Linked DNA regions of Homo sapiens: region 2 is linked to region 1. Evidence: read pairs that join two places in POLR2A ChIA-PET (ENCODE). Cell type or tissue: Caco-2. All regions are shown on one strand. Each heading gives the region's core, and the rest is flanking DNA. Links, peaks and the distances in the headings are about the cores only. Region 1 overlaps CNBD2 (cyclic nucleotide binding domain containing 2). Region 2 has its middle 44 kb from the start of EPB41L1.

Evidence for each region. Peaks named below come from ENCODE experiments on the same cell type or tissue, not always from the same donor. Only the 100,000 strongest peaks of a DNase experiment are listed, where the experiment ranks them.
Region 2: POLR2A ChIA-PET joins it to region 1 with 10 read pairs; 2 of 35 experiments call an interaction of 5 or more read pairs at or near these places.

The regions. Positions count from the first base shown.
Region 1 is chr20:35,975,522-35,986,355 of GRCh38, forward strand. CNBD2 (cyclic nucleotide binding domain containing 2) reads left to right here. Exons shown (of 12, transcript NM_001365709.1): 3 at 428-481; 4 at 4,938-5,101; 5 at 8,461-8,617; 6 at 9,106-9,257. Among named protein-coding and RNA genes, the nearest start is that of CNBD2, 12 kb to the left of the region's middle. In Caco-2, for the core only: no CTCF peak of the experiment used is centred there; no DNase peak of the experiment used is centred there.
Region 2 is chr20:36,106,385-36,115,988 of GRCh38, forward strand. It overlaps a transcript of EPB41L1 not described here. Among named protein-coding and RNA genes, the nearest start is that of EPB41L1, 44 kb to the right of the region's middle. RefSeq lists an enhancer at 6,393-6,892. In Caco-2, for the core only: no CTCF peak of the experiment used is centred there; DNase peaks (open chromatin) are centred at 4,050 and 5,930.

The DNA.
Region 1 (10,834 bases), core at 9-8,008:
GATCTCCTGACCTCGTGATCCGCCCACCTTGGCCTCCCAAAGTGCTGGGATTACAGGCGTGAGCCACCGCGCCCAGCCTGTTCCTTTCTTTTTATTCTTCCTTTTCTTCCTCCTCTATGCTTGTTTGTTTGCTGCTTTTCCCCCTTCCTTTTCTCTCTCCTTTCCTGTTTCCTCCTTATCCTCCTTTCCTTCTCCCCACCCCCATATTTCTCTGCCTTCACAATAATATGCTGTAAATGCTGGACCCAAGCCTAGTGCTGAGTTGGGGCCTTCGAGCAGAGGCAGGCCTGAAAGGGCCGGCTGCTATGAGGTTTCCCATGGCTTCCTGCCCACCATGGTGGTCCAGGTAGACAGGAGGGCTCTAGATGCAAAGTTCTAGGGGCAGTCTTGCTGATTCTCCCTCTTCTCCCTGCCCTCTTTCTTTCAGAAAAAGATGCAAAGCCGAGTCACATTTGATACCATGGACTTCATTGCAGAGGAGGTATGCATAGCTCGAAACTTGCTGTGGGGGAATTTTCTTTCTGCACCCTGGCTTGGAAGAAACCCTGGCTGGGTATCAGCAGAGCTGGTTTCAGTCTAGGCTCTGCCACCAACTCAGCTTGTCACCCTGGGTTGGCCACTTCGTTTCCTCATCAATAAAATAGCTGATCTCAGTGATTCCTTCCAGCCCTGGAGCTCCAAGACTGTGAGCATGTAGGAACCAGCTGTCACTGCACAGTTGAGCAGAACCAATGGGAGAGAGTTCCTGGGCTTGGACCCGTGGGAAAACAGCAGGAAAAGATAAAGCAGAGGATGTGAGAGTCCCAGAGAGAGGAAGAATTCAGGTGGTGGGAAAGGGCTGACCTGTGTGAATTCTGGTTCTACCCTGAATTCTCTGAGAGATGCTGGGCACACCTCTCACACCTGGGTGTCAGATACCCTTAAAGAGTCTTATTCAGGTGCAGCGCAGCTGTTGACACTCGGAAGGCTGAGGTGGGAGGATCACTTGAGGCCAGGAGTTCAAGACTGCAGTGAGCTATGGTCGTATCACTGCATTCCAGTCTGGGTGATAGAGCGAGGCCCCCTCTCTAAAAAAGAGTCCTCTCATTTTGATGAGAGAATGCTTTTATATCCATGGGAGCTTTGGACTGTGTGACTTGTTCCCTGAATTTCAATCTCATCATTGTTATCTTCTTGGCTTCTCTCCATGATATCCTGGATATTAAATATTAAAATCCAATTTAAAATTTAAAAGAGTCTACCTATTTATAGGGAACATCTGAAATTCTCACCAATGCAGACCTGACTTGATCCTGGCTTGGAGTAGCCACGTTGTTGTTTTTTTCCTCAGTGGAAGGGGAAAGAAAAGAACTTTATAATGGGTATCAGGGCCACCTGTGCCCATCTCCTGCCCCACCCCTTTCTCTTCTTGGAGCCCAGGTATGGCTTCTGTTGCTTGCCTCTCCTGGGCACAGCCTTATTTTTCGTGCCCCCTCGTGTATGAAGCATACTCAGTTAAGTCATTCAAGCTCTGTGACTCTTCAGCTCTTCAGGCTGGCTAGTGTGTGACACTGAGCACTGAAGCTTAATCAGGCTCTTTCCTTCAGGCAGGAGAAACTAGGGGCCTATCTGAGAGCCACAGAACTCTAGATATGAGGGCAATTCTGTGCACCGCAGTAGAGGGCGGGAAGAGGGCACAAAGGGAAAATTCTTTGTTATGGGCAAGGCCTATAGGTGGTCCTCAAATGAATCATGCCTGACTCTGGTTCCAACACAGGGAAGAGTAGAGAGCCAATTTATCCTCCCGTCTCAGCCTTCTGAGTAGCTGGCATTACAGGTGTGCGCTGCTGAGCCCAGCTGGAGGCTCATTTTAAAAACCAGCCCTTTGGCCAGATGTGCTAGCTCACGCTTGTAATCTCAGCACTTTGGGAGGCCGAGGCAGGAAGATTACCTGAGCTCAGGAGTTTTAGACCAGTCTGAGCAACATGTGAGACCCTGTCTCTACTAAAAATTAAAAAATAAAAATAATTAGCTAGGCACGGTGGCTCACACCTGTGATCCCAGAATTTTGGGAGGCTGAGGTGCGAGGATTGCTGGAGCCTGGGAAATCGAGGTCGCAGTGAGCTATGACTGTGCCACTGCACTGCAGTCTGGGTGACAGAGTGAGACCCTGTCCCCCTGCCCCCAACCCATCCCAAAAAAGCAAGCCCAGCCCTCTGAGTGATGCTAATGAGTATAGGGTTTCTTTGGGGTGATGAAAAGCTTCCAAAACAGTGTGGTGATTGTTGTACAACTCTGTGAATACACTAAAAAACACTGAATTGTACACTTTAAATGGTGATTTCCAGGGCATGTGAATTATATCTAAGTAAAAATGACATATAATATATAGTACACACACATGTATAGTTATATAACCTGCCCCTCAGCACAGCATTTGGATTCTGATGGACAACTAAGCCTCAGTATAGTCCATATTGGGCTTCTAATAACGCTAAACTTCTCACAGACAACCCTTAGTATTAGAGAGGCTTAGAATCATAGACTCAATTATTGCAGCAACTGTCAGACAGTGGAAACAATGGATACATTTACAAAACATTGTTTAGAAAAACACTGAGTGAAGAAAAGCAAATTGTGCAAGTGATGTCTACAGTCTTGACATTTATGTAAATTTTTTATTTTTAGTTTTTGAGACAGAGTCTTGCTGTGTCATCCAGGCTGAAGTGCAGTGATGCAATCACAGCTCACTGCAACCTCAACCTCCTTGGGCTCAAGCGGTCCTCCCATTTTAGTGCCCCCCAGTAGCTAGGACTGCAAGTGTGTGCCACTACGCCTGGCTAATTTTTTTTTTTTTTTTTTGAGACGGAGTCGAGCTCTGTCTCCCAGGCTGGTGTGTAGTGGAGCGATCTGGGCTCACTACAAGCTCTGCCTCCCGGGTTCACGCCATTCTCTTGCCTCAGCCTCCTGAGTAGCTGGAACTAAAGGCGCCTGCCACCACGCCCTGCTAATTTTTTGTATTTTTAGTAGAGACGGGGTTTCACCGTGTTAGCCAGGGTAGTCTTGATCTCCTGACCTCGTGATCCGTCCGCCTTGGCCTCCCAAAGTGCTGGGATTATAGGCAAGAGCCACCGTGCCCGGCCCAATGCCCAGCTAATTCTTAAATTTTTTGTAGAGATGAGGGTCTTGCCATATTGCCCAGGCTGGTTTCGAACTCCTGGGCTCAAGTGATCCTCCTGCCTTGGCCTCCCAAAGCACTGGGATTACAGGCATGAGCCACTATGCCCAGCAGTAAATTTTAAAATACAAAATAGTCTTATATATTCTGTGGGTACATATATATGCATACATAAAAGTGGTAAACTCAGATGGTGGGGAGCAGATCTGGATTGGGGTGGTGTATACATATAAGAGGATTTTAACTATCTGTGTTGTTCTGATTTCTAATGGAAAATATGTGTTATTTCTAAAAATTTTACTTACACCTAAGAAAAATAGAGGAAGTTATTATGCCAGATGTTAATGGCTAATTTTGGGTAGTGGGATTATGGTCAGTCATTCTTTCTTGATCCTTCATGTCCTCTGGAGGAACACAGTAGGGGTGTGGCTGGCCTGCAGTGAGTGAAGGGAAAATGGTGAGAAATGGTGTTTGAGAAGCAGACGGGCCAAGTCTCCTATGCCCTATTTGAAGTGTATTCCCTTTTCCCCATCCCAGACATTTTTTGAGCTCCTAAGGTAGGCCTAGATCTGTGTGTGGTTGTGAGGAATATTAGGCTGTGTAACATCCCCAGCCTGCCATTGAGGAGCTAACTAGGAGTTATGATGAGACTTAACTAGTAAGTTACCCACTTTCATGATAATTACATTAATCCATTCACTAAGGCAGAGCCCTTGTAACCTAATTACCTCTTAAAGGTCTCAGTTTTACAAATTTTTTTGTAGAAACAAGGTCTTGCTATGTTGCCTAGGCTGGTCTCAAACTCCTGGCCTCAAGTGATCCCCCTGCCTTGGCCTCCCAAAGTGTTGGGATTATAGGCATGAGCCACTGTGCCCAGCGTCCACTTCTTAATAGTGTCAGAATGGCAATTATATTTTGACACAAGTTTTGGAGGGGACGTTCACCCTATAGCAAGAGCCTACTGGGGAAGGGGCTACTCTTTCAGCTAAGACGACCCAGTGGGGACTCACTGAGGGTGTGGCAGCATCTGAGCTGAGACCAGAATGATGAGTCAGCCATGTCCACGAGAAAACCCAGGGGACAAATATTCCAGGCAGAAAAAAACAGCCCAGGCAGAGACCTCAAGACAGAGCCGAGCTTAGCACATGCCAGGGACAGGTAGAAAGTTCCAGAGTAGAGAACAAAGGGGAGAGGTAGGAGATGAGGCTGGAGAGAAGCCATTGAGGGTGTTCACAACTCACAGTGTCACTTCTTCAGCAGGTGGGAGTGGTAGGTGAACGTGCTGGTCCATGAGGCCTGGTTCACTGGAGAAGAAAAGCTTTAGCTAATAGTCTCTGGAAGGTTCACTTTGCTTGTTAGTCTCCTGTAGCACACTGAGCTCTAGGCTGAGACAGAGGCAAAGGTCTCCCCTGACTGCTATGTGTATGTGCTGAGCAGACTCTGCAGGACCACTGGAGCCCAGGGAAGCCTGTATTGCCTGGGAAGGTCAATGAACAACACAGGTCGGGGGGATGTCAGCGTTGATATGTGTCAGATCTCCTAATCCTGCCTGAGTTTCTTCATCTGTCAAATGGAATAACAGTTCTTGGGCTGGCAGGATGCAGTGAGATGGGCGTGTAAAATGTTTATCCCAGTGCCTGACACACAGTAAGCACTCATCACGTCAGCCACTGTGGTACAGGGAACGGGAGAGTGTACAAGCAGGACTGTGGGGTGTTGCCCGCTGGCCCATGGGTGAAATTGCTGGGTCCCCTGTATCACTCTGGTCCTCTCTCCCCAGGGTCACTTTCCTCCAAAGGCCATTCAGATCATGCAGAAGAAGCCTTCCTGGAGAACAGAGGATGAGATCCAGGCCGTCTGTAACATCTTGCAGGTTCTGGATAGCTATCGGAACTACGCAGAGCCCCTGCAGCTGCTCCTGGCCAAAGTCATGCGCTTTGAACGGTCAGTGAGGGGCACAGCCCTTGGCCACCAGGCTGAGGCTGGACTGAGCAAAAGAGCCTGGCTGAGAAGGTGTGGCAGGTCCTGCCCACCCCTCTGCATAATGTCAGCCATGAATGAAGTCTTCTGTCCATTCACTTCAGCTCCCACTGCTATGGTCGCAGCACCCTTTATCTCGCTCACTTATTGAGACTCTTAATTAAAGGGCCATTAAATCTGGAGAGGATCTAGTAGAAACCTCAGAGAGGATCTGGTCCAATTCCCTCATTTTTCAGATGAGGAAACTGAGGCTCTGTGGGGGAAAATGGCTCCTCCTAGGTCACCCAGACAAAAAGAAACAGCGCTGAAGCTCTTTTCAGTTACGCCCATCAGAGCTTGGGATGAATTCTTTCTGAAACAGCTTGGCTTTGCTTGAATTACCACTGAGGTCAGTGATGCTCTGATTGAGAGTTGAGAAAGGGTAGTTTCCCAAAGGAGAATCAGGGTGTGATTGGTGGAAAAATATGACCAGATGCTTGACAGCAAAAGCGACAGATGTCTGCTTTTGGAGATTCGGGTTCTAGCTCTGACTTGATTGTGGCTTGCCGTGACTTTCAGCAAGCTGTGGGTTCCTTGGGTCCCCCTTTCCCCTTCCCAAAAATGTTGGTTGAGCTTGATGGTCTCTGAGGGTCTTTCTGGCTCTAGCTCTAGTCATCTTTACTTCAGTGAACAGTGCCTGTGCTCCCTCATCTTCAAAATCTCATTTCCTAGCTGAATATTCCTGCTATCTCCCAGCTAGTCATTATCACCTGGGCCATCTCCTCTTTCTTTATTCTTTTTATTATTATTATTTTTTGAGATGGGTCTCGTCCTGTCAACCAGGCTGGAGTGCAGTGGTGTGATCACAGCTCACTGAAGCCTCTACCTCCTAGGTTCATATGAGCCTTCCACCTCGGCCTCCTTTGTAGCTGGGACAAGGGGTAGGCATCACCATTCCTGGCTAATTTTACTTTTTATTTTTTGTAGAGACATAGTCTCACTATGTTGCTCAGGGTGGTCTTGAACTCCTGAGCTCAAGTGATTCTTCCACCTCAGCCTCCCAAAATGCTGGGATTACAGACGTGTACCACCGTGCCTGGCTTGCCTCTTTCCTACATTGATAAAGATTCCAGGCTGATACTGGTTTGTAGCTCATGAAGCCCACAGCCACAATGGAGGCTGGGCAGTACTGACTCCAGCCTGGTGTGGTCCTCTGTCTGTCCTCTGATCCCTTCCCTCAGGAGTTTGCCACAGAATCACAAGGCCAGTGAGTACTCTCTAAGAGGTCAGAAGAGGAGATGCTGCTGGGGGCTGGGTCAGGGAAGGCTTCCTGGAGGAAGTAGGATCTGAGTTCCTGAAAGGATCTGAATAGTGGAGAAGACAGGGAAGGCCATTGCAGGCAGGGGAGCAACATGGACAAACTGATGGAACAAAGTGGGTATCATCTGCCCTGAGCAGGGTGTTGGTTCCCCTGCTGCTGGTCAAGCCAGCGAGTCAGGAAGGAGCAGAAGGTGGCAGTGTGGAGGGGGAGGAGGAAGAGGAGGAACTGCTGAGGGCAGGGCCATGAGCTCAGAGCTGGGGACAATGGCCCTGCTATCGGGGCACTTCCACAATGGCTGCTCATCAGTCCTGGCAGAGACTAAAGGGCAGACTTTTTTTTACCCATTGTCTCCTGGGTAAAATCCAAACTTAGCTGAGCTTTGGAGGCCCTTTATGGTGGGACCAGTCGAATTTCTCTCCCACCACTCCCCTGACTTGCCTTCTCCCATTTTCCTTTCCCGTGAAGTGCACATTACCTATGAAGTACACGTTATCCCTTGAATGTGCCGTGCTTTGGGCCACCTCTGCACCTTTGGTCATGGTGGTCCCTGTGCCTGGGACCCTCTTCCATCTCTTTGTCCACCTGGATGACTCACTTCAAGCACCATGCTAGAGCCTTGTCTGACCTTCCTAAGCTTGGATAAAGGCCCCTTCTCTGTGCTCCTCAAGTAGCCTGCACTGACATCTCTTAAAGCATTTTTAAACCTTATTTACATCCTGTATGTGACCATAATTTTGAAAACAAAGTCTGTGTTGTTCATTGTGCCCAATTTTTTTTTTTTTGAGACAGAGTCACCCAGGCCAGAGTGCAGTGGTATGATCATGGCTCACCATAGCCCTAAACTCCCAGGCTCAGGTGATCTTCCCACCTCAGCCTTACAGGCAGCTGGGACTACAGGTGTGCACCCCCACATTTGGCTAATCTTTGCATTTTTTGTAGAGATGAGGTTTCACCTTGTTGCCCACCCAGGAGTTCAAGACCAGCCTGGGCAACATAACAAGACTCCGACTCTCCAAATAATAGAACAATTAGCTGGATGTGGCAACTTCAGGTCTCAGCTCAAATATCCCTTCCTTATTGATAGTAATAGTAAGAATAGCTAACATGGGACTGGGCACAGTGGCTTACTCCTGTAATCCCAGCACTTTGCAAGGCCAAGGTGGGAGGATCCTTGAGCCCAGGAGTTCAAGACCAGCCTAGGCAACATAGTGAGACCCTGTCCCTATCTCAAACTCCTAGGCTCAAATGATCCTCCCACCTTGGCCTCCCAAAGTGCTGGGATTAACAGGCGTGTGCCACCACACCTGGCCTCACGGTACCTAACAGACACCACTGATATTTATTTAACTTATTGAATGAATGAAGGAAAAGAATAAATATCGAAAGAATTGAGATTTGGACTTGCATACGAAATACAGAAACTTCCCTCTGAGTTTAAGAACTCCTTGTTCGCTCTGGGCCTGGGCACCTCTACCCCAAGGGTGCCCAGTTGGGTAGTGGGCTGCTGGTAATTATGATAAGACCATTATCTGTGTCTCATTCTAGGCATACTCATCTGCATTTTACAGACAAGAGAAACCAAGGATCAGAGAGGGGATATCCATTGCTCAGTGTCACACAGCTAAGAGCAGAACCAGGATTTGGATCCTGGGCTAACGCTAAAGCCAGTCCTCCTAATCATTTAGTGACTCTACTAACCCATTCATTGCTTTCAGCATGTGTTCACTCATTTATTCCACTATGTTCAATGAACATTCACTGTGCCCAAGCACACGCAGCAGTGACCCAGACTGGCAAAGACTCTGCTCTCAGGAAGCTTCAGTTCAACCGAGGCAGGCAACGGGATAGGTGTTAGTGAAAGGCTCCAGCTTGACTGGCAGGGCTGGGCTGTCCTGAGGGCCCTTCTGGTCCAAGTCTGTGCTCTTATATCCCAAAGCAAAGAGCACAACCAGTCCAGAGCTCCTCTCAGCTTGGACCTGCCCCCATGTCACTACCCAATCAACTAGCAGTGGTCTTTTCCCAGGTTTGGTCGCAGGCGTGTGATCATCAAGAAGGGGCAGAAGGGCAACAGCTTTTATTTCATCTACCTGGGCACAGTTGCAATAACCAAGGACGAGGATGGCAGCAGTGCCTTCCTAGATCCCCACCCGAAATTGCTGCACAAGGGTAGCTGTTTTGGGGTAAGCCCAGGGGAAGGACCCAGTTTCCTGGGGTGGAGTGGGTGGAGGTGACAGGACTTCTGCTAGAACCTCTCAGCCAGGCCCAGTCCTGCCTAGTACTCTGTACAAGTCAGTGTCCCGTGTGGGCCCCTTACCTGTCAAATGCTAATTGAGTTGGACTAAGATCAGCCTCTTCATCTGTGATGTTTAAGAAGTATGTTCCTGATACAGCCCTTTAGAGATGAAGTGACTCCATAGTGAGGCCTCTCCAGCTTCCTCCCCTCTGGCCTGTTCAGGTCTGTTGCCTCTTTTTCCATAAGCAGCAGATTAAGAAGAAGGGGAGTGGGCCCCAGTGGGAGAATGTGCAGGAGAATAGAGGAGGCTAGGGAACACACAGTCTGGTGAGGAGAGAATTCAGGGGGAAGATGGAGGCACGGAAGATGTGTGTAAGGCTGAGGACAGGAAGTGGAGGTGGCCTCACACTTGCCCTTGCCCTGTCCACCCAACAGGAAATGGACGTTCTGCATGCTTCAGTGAGGAGGTCCACCATCGTCTGTATGGAAGAAACGGAGTTCCTGGTTGTTGACCGGGAGGACTTCTTTGCTAATAAGCTGGACCAGGAAGTTCAGAAGGATGCTCAGTATCGGTTTGAATTTTTTAGGTAACTCTGCCTTCATTCAACATTTTTTTCCCCTTGTGTGTTTATTAGCTGCCTGACTTTGTCTGTCCTAGGCCTGGTGGGAAACATACTGGTTGCTGTTCTCTCTGTCTGGGATGCTCTGAAGTCCCACCTCGTACCCACCTTCTCTCTCTGCAGACTCCTACTATCCCTTCGGGTCTCAGCTCAAATATCCCTTCTTTATTGAAAGTAATAGTAAGAATAGCTAACACGGGACTGGGCACAGTGGCTCACTCCTGTAATCCCAGCACTTTAGGAGGCCAAGGTGGGAGGATCCCTGAACCCAGGAGTTCAAGACCAGCCTGGACAACATAGTGAAATCCTGTCCCTACAAAATAAAAAATTAAAAAAAATTAGCTGGGTGTGGTGGCACATACCTATAGTTTCAGCTACTTGGGAGGCTGAGGTGGGAGGATCACTTGGGCCCAGGAGTTCGAGGCTGTGGTGAGTTGTGATCGCATCACTGCACTCCAGCCTGGGCAACAGAGTGTGGTCCTAGTAGCTAGGACTGTAGGTGTGCTGCCACATCCAGCTAATTGTTCTATTATTTGTAGAGATGGAATCTTGTTATGTTGCCCAGGCTGGTCTTGAACTCCTGGTCTCAAGTGATCCTGCCACTTTGGCCTCCTAAAGTGCTGGGATTACAGACATGAGCCCCCATGCTCAGCCCAAACTATAAAACTATAATTCCTTTTTTTTTTTTTTTTGAGAGAGGGTCTTGCTCTGTTGCCCAGGCTGGAGTGCAGTGGCATGATCTCATCTCACTGCAACCTCCGCCTCCTGGGTTCAAGCAATTCTCCTGCCTCAGCCTCCCACATAGCTGGAATTACAGTCATACACCATCACTCCCAGCTAACTTTTTTGTATTTTTAGTAGAGATGGGGTTTCACTATGTTGGCCAGGGTGGTGTTGAACTCCTGGCCTCAAGTGATCTGACTACCTTGGCCTCCCAAAGTGCTGGGATTACAGGCGTAAGCCACTGCGCCTGGCCCAAACTATAATTCTTGATTGCATGGTAATTTCTTTACAGTTTATATACCCCCTCAGACAGTAAGCAGTATGGTGACAGAGACCAGATAGATCTGTCTTTGTCACTACTATAATCCTTATGTTGTCACACTGCCAGACACATGCAGGTGCTCAACAAATAAATATTGAGTAAGGTGAATAACAGGATATAAATAATTACAATCACATGTGAGTCAGAAAGTAAGCACCGTAACTGGGTATCATATTTAAAAGCAGAACTCATACATAGCAAAAGATTTTTGGTTTTTGAATACTTATGTGCATGAAAGGCCACGTAAGGATATGCAAGTGAAATCTCATTTAATTGCTCTTCAGTTATTTGCCTTTATGTAAAAGGAATAAAAATCCAATGAAGTATCTGCACTGGCCCTGAAAATTTGGGCTGTAGGGCTGCACAGCTACAGAGAAGTGTGATGGCCGAGGGGTCTGGTTCCTGTGGCTGGGGCTGAGAGAGGTAGCTTCATCCCCTGGAAAAGTGGGGATTTAGTCCTAAAGGGAGGAGCTGTTTTTTTTTTCCATACTGTGGAAAA
Region 2 (9,604 bases), core at 138-8,137, 130 kb after region 1:
AAAGTTTAGGGACAGAGCTCAGGGTTCCAAGTCAGCAGGCCTAGTCAAAGCTGGGTGACTTTGCGCAGGTGACTTACCTCTGTGAGCCACAGCCTCATCCTCTGAACACTACAGGAGTTCCTATTTTGGGGAGGTTTGAGGGGTCAGTGAAGGACACTGGGTACTCAGATCCCATTGTCACCATCACTGTGTGGGCACCAGAGGTAAATATTAATTTTAGGTTCAGTAGGGTTTTGTTGAATGAGTAGATACCATTCTATTCAGAGGTAAGCTCACAGAGGTAAGTCAACTTTACCTTCGAGGCTTAGCTCTGGGCTAGGGCCAAGGAGGTCATCAGCCCAGGCCCTCAAGGACTTGACTGCAGAGCTGCAGCTGCCCTATACAGCAGCCATTAGTCACATGTGGCTAGTGGACATGTAAAATGTGGCTAGTGCCACCAAGGAACTGACCTTTTGAACTCTGTCGCCCAGGCTGGAGTGCAGTGGCACAATCATTGCAACGTCTGCCTCCCAGGCTCAAGCGATTCTCCTTCCTCAGCCTCTGGAATAGTTGGGATTACAGGCATGCCCCACCATGCTTGGCTAATTTTTTGTATTTTTAGTAGAGATGGGGTTTCGCCATGTTGTCTGGGCTGGTCTCAAACTCCTGAGCTCAGGCAAAGTAATCCCAAAGGATTTCAGGCATGAGCCACCAAGCCCAGCCAAATTTTAAATTTTATTTAATATTTAATTTTATTTGATTTTAACTAATTTAACATTTTAAAAGAATGCTCCCTTCATTTATTGACAAACTATGCGTGTTTGGAAACTTAGATTTGAGAATATACCTTTTTTTTTTTTTTTTTTTTTGAGAAGGACTCTCGCTTTCGCTCTGTTGCCCAGGCTGGAGTGCAATGGCATGATCTCAGCTCACTGCAACCTCCGTCTCCCGGCTTCGAGCAATTCTCCTGCCTCAGCCTCCTGAGTAGCTGGGATTACAGATGCACACCACCATACCCGGCTAATTTTTGTATTTTTAGTAGAGATGGGGTTTCATCATATTGGTCAGGCTAGTCTTGAACTCCTGACCTCATGATCCACCTGCCTTGGCCTCCCAAAGTGCTGGGATTACAGGTGTGAGCCACCGTGCCCGGCTTTTTTTTTTTTTTTTTAAATCATAAAGGCGGCTGGGCATGGTGCCTCATGCCTGTAATCCCAGCCCTTTGGGAGGCCGAGGTGGGCAGATCACTTGACGTCAGGAGTTCGAGACCAGCCTGGCCAGCATGTGAAACCCCCGTCTCTACTAAAAATACAAAAATTAGCCAGGCGTGGTGCACGTGCCTGTAATTCCAGCTACTCAGGAGGCTGAGGCAGGAGAATTGCTGGAACCTGGGAGGTGGAGATTGCAGTGAGCTGAGATCACACCACTGCACTCTAGCCTGGGCGACAGAGTGAGACTCCATCTTAAAAAAAAAAAAATTGTAAAGGCAAGGAGAAGCTAAATATCTTATGAATATTTAGCATCTGAATCAAGATGTGTTGTAAGTATAAAATACACACTGGATTTAGAAGAGGATGTATTAAAAAATGTAAAATATCTCTATAGTCTTTTTAATTTTAGTTTTAATTTTTTTTTTTAGAGGCAGGTTCTCACTCTGTTGCACAGGCTGGAGTGAGTGGCATGATCATAGCTCACTGCAACCCTTGAACTCCTGGACTTAAGAGATCCTCCCACCTCAGCTAGTAGCTGGGACTTTAGGAATGTGTCACCTCACCCAGCTAAATTTTTTTATTTTTTGTAGAGACAAGGTCTTGCTATGTTGGCCAGGCTGGTCTTGAACTCCTGGTTTCAAGAGGTCCTTCCACCTCAGCCTCCCAAAGTGTGGGGATTACAGGCATGAACCACCGTGCTGGGCCTATAGTATTTTTTACATTGATTACATGTTGAGATAGATATATTGGGTTAAATGAATATATTATGAAAATTAATTTCCCTCATTCCTTTGTGCTTTTTAAAATGTAGGTACTAAGGCCAGGCACGATGGCTCACACCTGTAATCCCAGCACTTTGGGAGGCTGAGGCAGGCGGATCGCTTGAGACCAGGAGTTCGAGACCAGCCTGGGCAACATGGGGAAACCTGTCTCTACTGAAAATGCAAAAATTAGCCAAGCATGGAGGTGCGCACCTGTAACCCCAGCTATTTGGGAAGCTGAGGCATGAGAATTGCTTGAACCTGGGAGGCAGAGGCTGCAGTGAGCCAAGATCGTGCCACTGCACTCCAGCCTGGGTGAGAGAACGAGACTCTGACTCAAAAAATAAAATAAAATAAAATGTAGCTACTATACACTTTTAAATTACATATGTGGCTCGCATTGTATTTCTATTTGACAACACTATTGTAGACAGAGTTGAGTTGGGCACATTTGATTAATAACAGAAGACTACATAAAGACTAGTTATTTGGGGAAGGTTGGGAGGTCAATGAAGGACAGATATTCCCCACCTCACCCCAGCCCGGGCCTTGCCCCTTGGTGGAATGTTACCCTGGACAGCCCCATAGCCTTGAGGATGAGTTCAGGGCTTCTTTTTTTTTTTTTTGAGATGGAGTCTCGCTCTGTTGCCCAGACTGGAGTGCAGTGGTGCGATCTTGGCTCACTGCAAGCTCCGCCTCCTGGATTCACACCACTCTCTCACCTCAGCCTCCCGAATAGCTGGGACTACAGGCGCCTGCCACCACGCCCGGCTAATTTTTTTTTTGTATTTTTAGTAGAGACGGGGTTTCACCGTGTTAGCCAGGATGGTCTCAATCTCCTGACGTCATGATCCGCCTGCCTCGGCCTCCCAAAGTGCTGGGATTACAGGTGTGAGCCACTGCACCCGGCCGAGTTCAGGGCTTCTGATGGCAAATGAAAAACCTTGGTCTGGGTCCTCATCCTGGCCACGCCCTTCACTTGCTCTGTGTGTGACCTTGGGCAATTCTCTTTGCTGAACTTGAGCCTTTCATCTGCAAACTGAGACTAATGGTGGTTGAGGGGATGGCCTGAGAAATAATCCAAGTGAGTATTTAGCACAGTGCCTGGCATGCCTAAGCAGTCAAGTATTTGCTGTGTGGTGATTGCTACTACTGTTAGTGCGGGGGCTGTTGCCACGACAGTACTGTTGCATCCAGCAGCTCATATTCAGTTATTCCATGTGCCTCAAGGGGACATTGGCCAGAGGGGAAGAAGTTAAAATAGCTTGAGGGTGGGAGTTGGGATGGGGATTTGGGGCTGCTTTGTATGATACCTCAAGAGATTGCTTGGTTTTCAGGTAGCTCCTTGGATATTCCTTTCTGCAAGTGATCAGGCAAAGATAAATTCCATTTTACAGATGAGGAAGCTGAGGCCTGTGAAGGGAAAGTGACCTGGCTACACAGCCGGAACCTGAATGCAGGACATTCTGCCCCTGTCGTGGTGGTATTGGAGCCAGCTAATGCCACCATTCGAGGTTGCAGGAGCAGCACCTGACCAGAAATCCAGAGCTTGTAAGCAATGGTTATTATTAGTCTTCTATAACTGGAAAGGATCTTGACATTGTTTTTTTTTTTTTTTTTCTTGAGACGGAGTTTCGCTCTTGTTGCCCAGCCTGGAGTGCAATGGCGCAATCTCGGCTCACCGCGACCTCTGCCTCCTGGGTTCAAGCGATTCTCCTGCCTTAGCCTCCCTAGTAGCTGGGATTACAGACATATGCCACCATGCCTGGCTAATTTTATATTTTTAGTAGAGACGGGGTTTCTCCATGTTGGTCAGGCTGGTCTCGAACTCCCCACCTCAGGTGATCCGCCCGCCTCGGCCTCCCAAAGTGCTGGGATTACAGGCATAAGCCACCATGCCCGGCCTTGACATTGTTTAGTACAACGGTCTCATTCTGAAGTCGAAGAAACAGAGATGAGAGAGACAGAGCAAGAGGGAGAAAGAGAGAGAGAACTGCTGATCACATAGCAAGTTGGTGGCCAAGCTGGAGCTGATTCTGTTTGCTTAGATCCAGGCTTCAGCTCAGCCCCAGCAGGATGGATGGCCCTGCTTGTCAGTGCCCTTCTCTCCTGCCCAGTCCCCAGAGAGGGCTTCTGAGAAAGAGGCTTTTGTTTCATCAGCTCCTCCTGGTTTCCTCTCAAGGTAGCTACACACATGTGCACACACACACACACTCACACCCATTGGCCCCAGTTTGCATTTGTTACACACACACACTCTCACATCCCATTGGCCTCAGTTTGCTTTACACACACACACACACACACACACACACACACACACACACCATTGGCCTCAATTTGCATTTGTCCCTATTCCAGGTTTAAAGGACCCTGAAATTTGAAGACTATCCACACATATCTACTTTCTGGATATCCACGGAGAGACCATGGGCTTTTTCATCAAGGAGGCCTGAGTTCAAATCCTTCTTCTATGTCTGATTCTCTCTGTGACCTTGGGCAAGTCACTTGTTCTTTTTTGACCTCAACTTCCTCATTTGAAAAGCAGGAACGGGAATGGTATGTGTACAACCTAGTGGTTTAGCTGGGCTCCAGACCCCAGCCGCAGTGTAGGGGTCTCAGCTCTGCCACTTATTCACTGCCTGGTCTTCAGTGAGTCATTTCATCCTTCTAGGTCTCAGTTTCCCCATCTTTGAATGGTGCTGCTACCTTTTGGACAGTTGTGATAAGGCACCTTGCTGAGCTGTTCACAGGCATCATCTCATTTAGTCCCCCCATTAGCCCTGGGAGCAGACACTTTTACTCCTATTTTCCAAATGAGGAAGTAAAGTGACTTGCCCTGGGCCACATAAGTAGTAAGTGTTAGAACCAGAATTCAAACAGGTCTGAGTTACTCCAGAGCCTAAGCTCATAAACCACTGTGTGTTCTTCCTGTTCACCTGAGTTTCACATTTTACATGAAGTAGGAACACCTCATCCCACCTGGAGACTGACTGTTCTGAGTGTGTGAGTCCAGGGTGCCTGTAGCTTCTCCCTCCAAGTCTCCTGCCCCATTGCATACTAAGCCTGACCTGTGGTTGGAGCTCAAAGAAGATTGAGAAAAGTACTTACATACTTTGAGTGAATTACACCAGAACAGGATGTGAATGCTAAAAAGACCCCGAGGGAGGCCGGGCATGGTGGCTCATGCCTGTAATCCTAGCACTTTGGGAGGCCGAGGTGGGTGGATCACTTGAGGTCAGGAGTTTGAAACCAGCTTGGCCAACATGGTAAAACCTCGTCTCTACTAAAAATACAAAAAATTAGCCGGGCGTTGTGGCGCACGCCTGTAATCCCAGCTACTTGGGAGACTGAGATAGGAGAATCGTTTGAACCTGGGATGCGGAGGTTGCAGTGAGCAGAGATCGCACCATTGCACTCCAGCCTGGGCGACAGAGCGAGACTCTGTCTCAAAAAAAAAAAAAAAAAAGAGAAAAGAAAAGACTCCGAGGGATCACTGATTCCAACCATATTTATTTCACAGATGGGGACACTGAAGCAAGGAAAGGCCAAGTGGACAGCAGGGGGTATAACCATGGCACCTGAGGAGGCATCTGGAGGTTGGGGCCCCTGCTCTCCCTTCTCCCCATACATCTAGTCCACCAGCAAGTTCTGGGGATACCACCTTTTAAATACCTCTTGAGTCTGTCCACCTCTTTCTGTCTCTTCTGCAACCACCCTAGCTTAGGCCCTCATCATATCTCCGCTGGATAATCACAACAACCTCCTAACTGATGTTCCTGCAGCTTCCCCTGCCCCTCTTCCATCCTCTACCCTGTAAGCCAGTGGTTTCTCTTTGCTCTTACAATAAAGAGCGAATCTTCTCCTTGGCCTCCAAGGTCCTTCGCTGCCTGGCCCCTGCTGCCGCTTCAGGTGCATATTTGTTACTTTCTATTTTGCTTTCCGCCTTGTCACAAGGCCTTTTTGTTTAACAGGTTCAGCAACTTCCCTAAGGTGCCTCAGAGAGTCAAATGCCAGCCTCTCAATTTCCAGCACATGCTGGGCTCATGAACTCCTGTTCTGAGGAGCTAACGCTGTTTCCTCCCTCTAGGTGCCTGACTGACAGAAGTTCTTGCCCCCGGGGAGCTGGTGTGGACAGAGGAGGGGTGAGTGTTCTGGAGGCACAGACTTATTCTCCTTCTGCTGAGGTTGGACGAAGAGGTCTTCCAGGCCCTCGGCCTCTCGATTTTTGACATATTTGACTGCTGGGGAAGTGTGAGGCTTTGTCTACGCCACCTGTTTCTGGTGGCGCTGAAAACGGGGGCCATGCTGGGGACCCTCCCTGGTTTTGGCTTGTTTTGGGTTAGGGGCTGAAATGCATATTCATCAAGCTCTGTATTCAAAAACAGGCTTTGCCTCTATTGCTCATCCATGCCACCGTGGCTGGTGAAGGACGGTGCTGGGCCTGGAAGCTGCCCCGTGGCCCTTGCCTGCCTTTGCTTCACCACTCCTAGGTCGTAGACTAGATTCAGGAGAGAGTGCTTTCATCCTGGCCCTGCCCGTTGACTACTACATGACCTTCCTTTCTACTGGCCTCAGGGTCACATCAACATTGGTGGATCAGGGGATGGGGGAAAGTAGGGTCAGACTAAATGACTTGTTTTCAAACTTTCCAGCAGGGAACTCTCCTTTTTCCATTGCACCCCAAAGAATCTCAATGTACAAAACAGCTAAAGGGGTTGCAGTGTGGGTTGGAGTTGGCGTGGGGCTGGCCAATTCCTCAGCCCCCAGACAATGCAACTGACCTTTTCTTGGCTTTATGGAAGACACTTTGGAAACCACTGGCCCGGGGCGTGTCAAAGCTTCTTCCCAACTTGGAGGTGCTGTGATTCTGGCAGGGCGAGGGAGTAGAGAGGGAACTCAGCCAATGGAGTTACATTGATTGGGAAATTTCGAAGTAACATGCAAATGTCACTGTGATGTTATTAGTAAGGCACAATTGCCAGGGCTGTGATGTTGTCATTCTGGAGTCCTCTGGTTTTTAATTTTGGTTCAATGTGAAGTATCTTTGTACCCCTAGGGAAACTTTCCATTTGTGTGTGTGTGTGTGTGTGTGTGTGTGTGTGTGTGTGTGTGTGTGTACACATGTGTGTGCACCTGTAGGGAGCGGGAACTATGGGGAATGAAGTGTGGCTGAGCCAGGCTGGGACAGGTAGAATGAATGGTGGGCAGAGCTGGGAGCATGTTGCTCCTGGGGGTGGTGGGGGTAGGGGGTGGCTTTAGCTCGGTTAAAAGGAGCGATTTGGCTCCTTCCTACAGGGGCCCCATGGAGATCTCTGGGCAGGAAGCATCGGGAACAAGGAATCCTCTGTCCACAGCCACAGCACAGCCGGACAGAGGAGGTGGATTAGGAGTTCCCGGGAGGGAGCCTGCTCAGCCTTTCCCTGACATTTGGGCAAATGTGTGGGGAGATGCGGAGCTCAAGGTATGTGCGCATAGGGAAGGTGGGGCTCCGTTAAGGGGAGGTTGAGATCGGCTCATACATTTATTCCACACGTTCCTCAAGCTTCCTGAAGCCTTTCAAGGAGCCAAGCTCAGAAGCAGACAATTCTGTAGGAGTCAGAGCCAAGAAAGATGAGACTCTAGGTATTAACCACCATCAGTTTACTGAAGGAGACAGGAAATGTGAGAGATAATAGACTTTCACAGGCAGCTGGGTGCAGTCGGAGCTAGTTGGCCGTGTGTCTAGAGCCCCACATTCAAGTTCTTGCTCTACAGTAATGGTCTCATGACTTCCCCTTTCTGAACCCTCATTTCTCCTTCTGTAGAATGCAGATGAACACATCCGCCCTAGCTACTTCTCAGTGCTTTTCTAAGTGTCAATTAGAATAGAGTTTTTCAAATCTCTTTGGGCAACAGAAACCCATATTGTAAGCATTTGTAGCAGAACTTGTCTGGTTCTGGGGCAGTTTACCCAGAATTTTGCCCTCCTCGTGGCTTAGTTTCCTGGGTGCTTTTGGAGATACCTCTGCAAATTCCCAGGGCTCTAGGAAGCAGGGTCTAAAGACCACTGGGTCAGGGTATTCTTGAGAACATGCTTTGAAAACTGCCCACTGCAACCCAGGTGATAGGGGTGGTGCCACATACACAAGAGTAGTTATAATACTGGCTTCTGCTTGGCCCTGCCCATGGACAGCACTGACCTTATCTTAGTTAGGGTCTATACAATTGGGCATGGCTTTTTTCCAGAAACCAGTGACAAAAACTTAACTCAAAGTGGCTTTAAACCAAAAAATGACTTTAGTGGATCCTGGGGCAGTTCATGGGACTGAAGAATGAAGAATCAGGTTGACTCTCTCTCTGCCATCACTGCCTGTCTCTCCCTTTTAAGCTGTCCTGTGTCCCAGCTTAGCAATCCAAACAGAAAAGGGAGACTCTTTTTCTTCTAGAATCTGTATGTCAATCCAAGGGAAGGACTCTGAGTGGTTCAATCACTGTTGCTGGGAGGATAGGAATATTCTGAGTGGCCAGGTGTGGGTCAGGTGCCTACCTATGTAGCTAACGTAGGGGCAGAGCTAGCACCAGACACCGGGGGAGTAGAAGGCTGTTGGCAGACCACGAGAACATGCTAGGATATTAGTGGAGCTCTAGGTTGTAACAGCTCATAGGCCTGCAGGGGGCTGTAACTCCCCTCTTCAGTTATAGTAATGCAAATGCCAACAATAATAACAATAGCTAATGTGCATTGAATTACTCTCCCTGTACCAGGCATGTTCTATTGTTTTATGTGTATTCTTTCATTTAACTGTCATGACAGTCTTTGGGTAGGTCCTATTATTACTATTATTTCCCCATATTATCGATGAGGAAACTGAGGCCCTGTTAAGTTAAGGCCACACTTTGAGTAAGTAAGGGAGCTGGGTTTCAAGCCCAAGGTGTCTGGCTTCAGAGACCATGCTCTGACTATTGCATCTCCAGCCTCTGTTTGGTAGGCCAAGTGGCCATCTTGCCTTTGCTTGTATGCACGGAGCTCACGACTTACAGAGGCAGCCCAGTTCCAGGTTGCACTGCTCTGCCTGTTGGAAAGGGCTTCCCTATGCAGTGCACATGTCTACCTCCATACAAATCCATCCAGCCAGCATATGGCTGTGTGTTAGGTGTTTCAGGAGATGTCAAGACAAATCATCCATAAACCTGCCTGAAAGGTCATCATCACAATAAGTCACATTACTTACATTGTGCCAGGCTCCATGCTGAACTCTTTATGTGCATTATCTCATTTAATTGCAGCAACAGTCCAGGTGCTGTGGCTCACACCTGTAATCCCAGCACTTTGGGAGGCCGAGGCAGGTGGATCAATTGAGGTCGGGAGTTTGAGACTAGTCTGACCAACATGGTGAAACCCCGTCTCTACTAAAAATACAAAAATTAGCCAGGCGTGGTGGAGCATGCCTGTAATCCCAGCCACTCAGGAGGCTGAGACAGGAGAATTGCTTGAACTCGGGAGGTGGAGGTTGCAGTGAGTCGCAATCGTATGACTGCATTCCAGCCTGGGTGACAGAATAAGACTGTCTCAAAAATATAATAATAATAATAGTTGCAACAACAACTCCAGAGAGTAGGTTCTGTTATTGTCCCCATTTTCCAGGGGAAACTGAGGCTCAGAGGGAATAA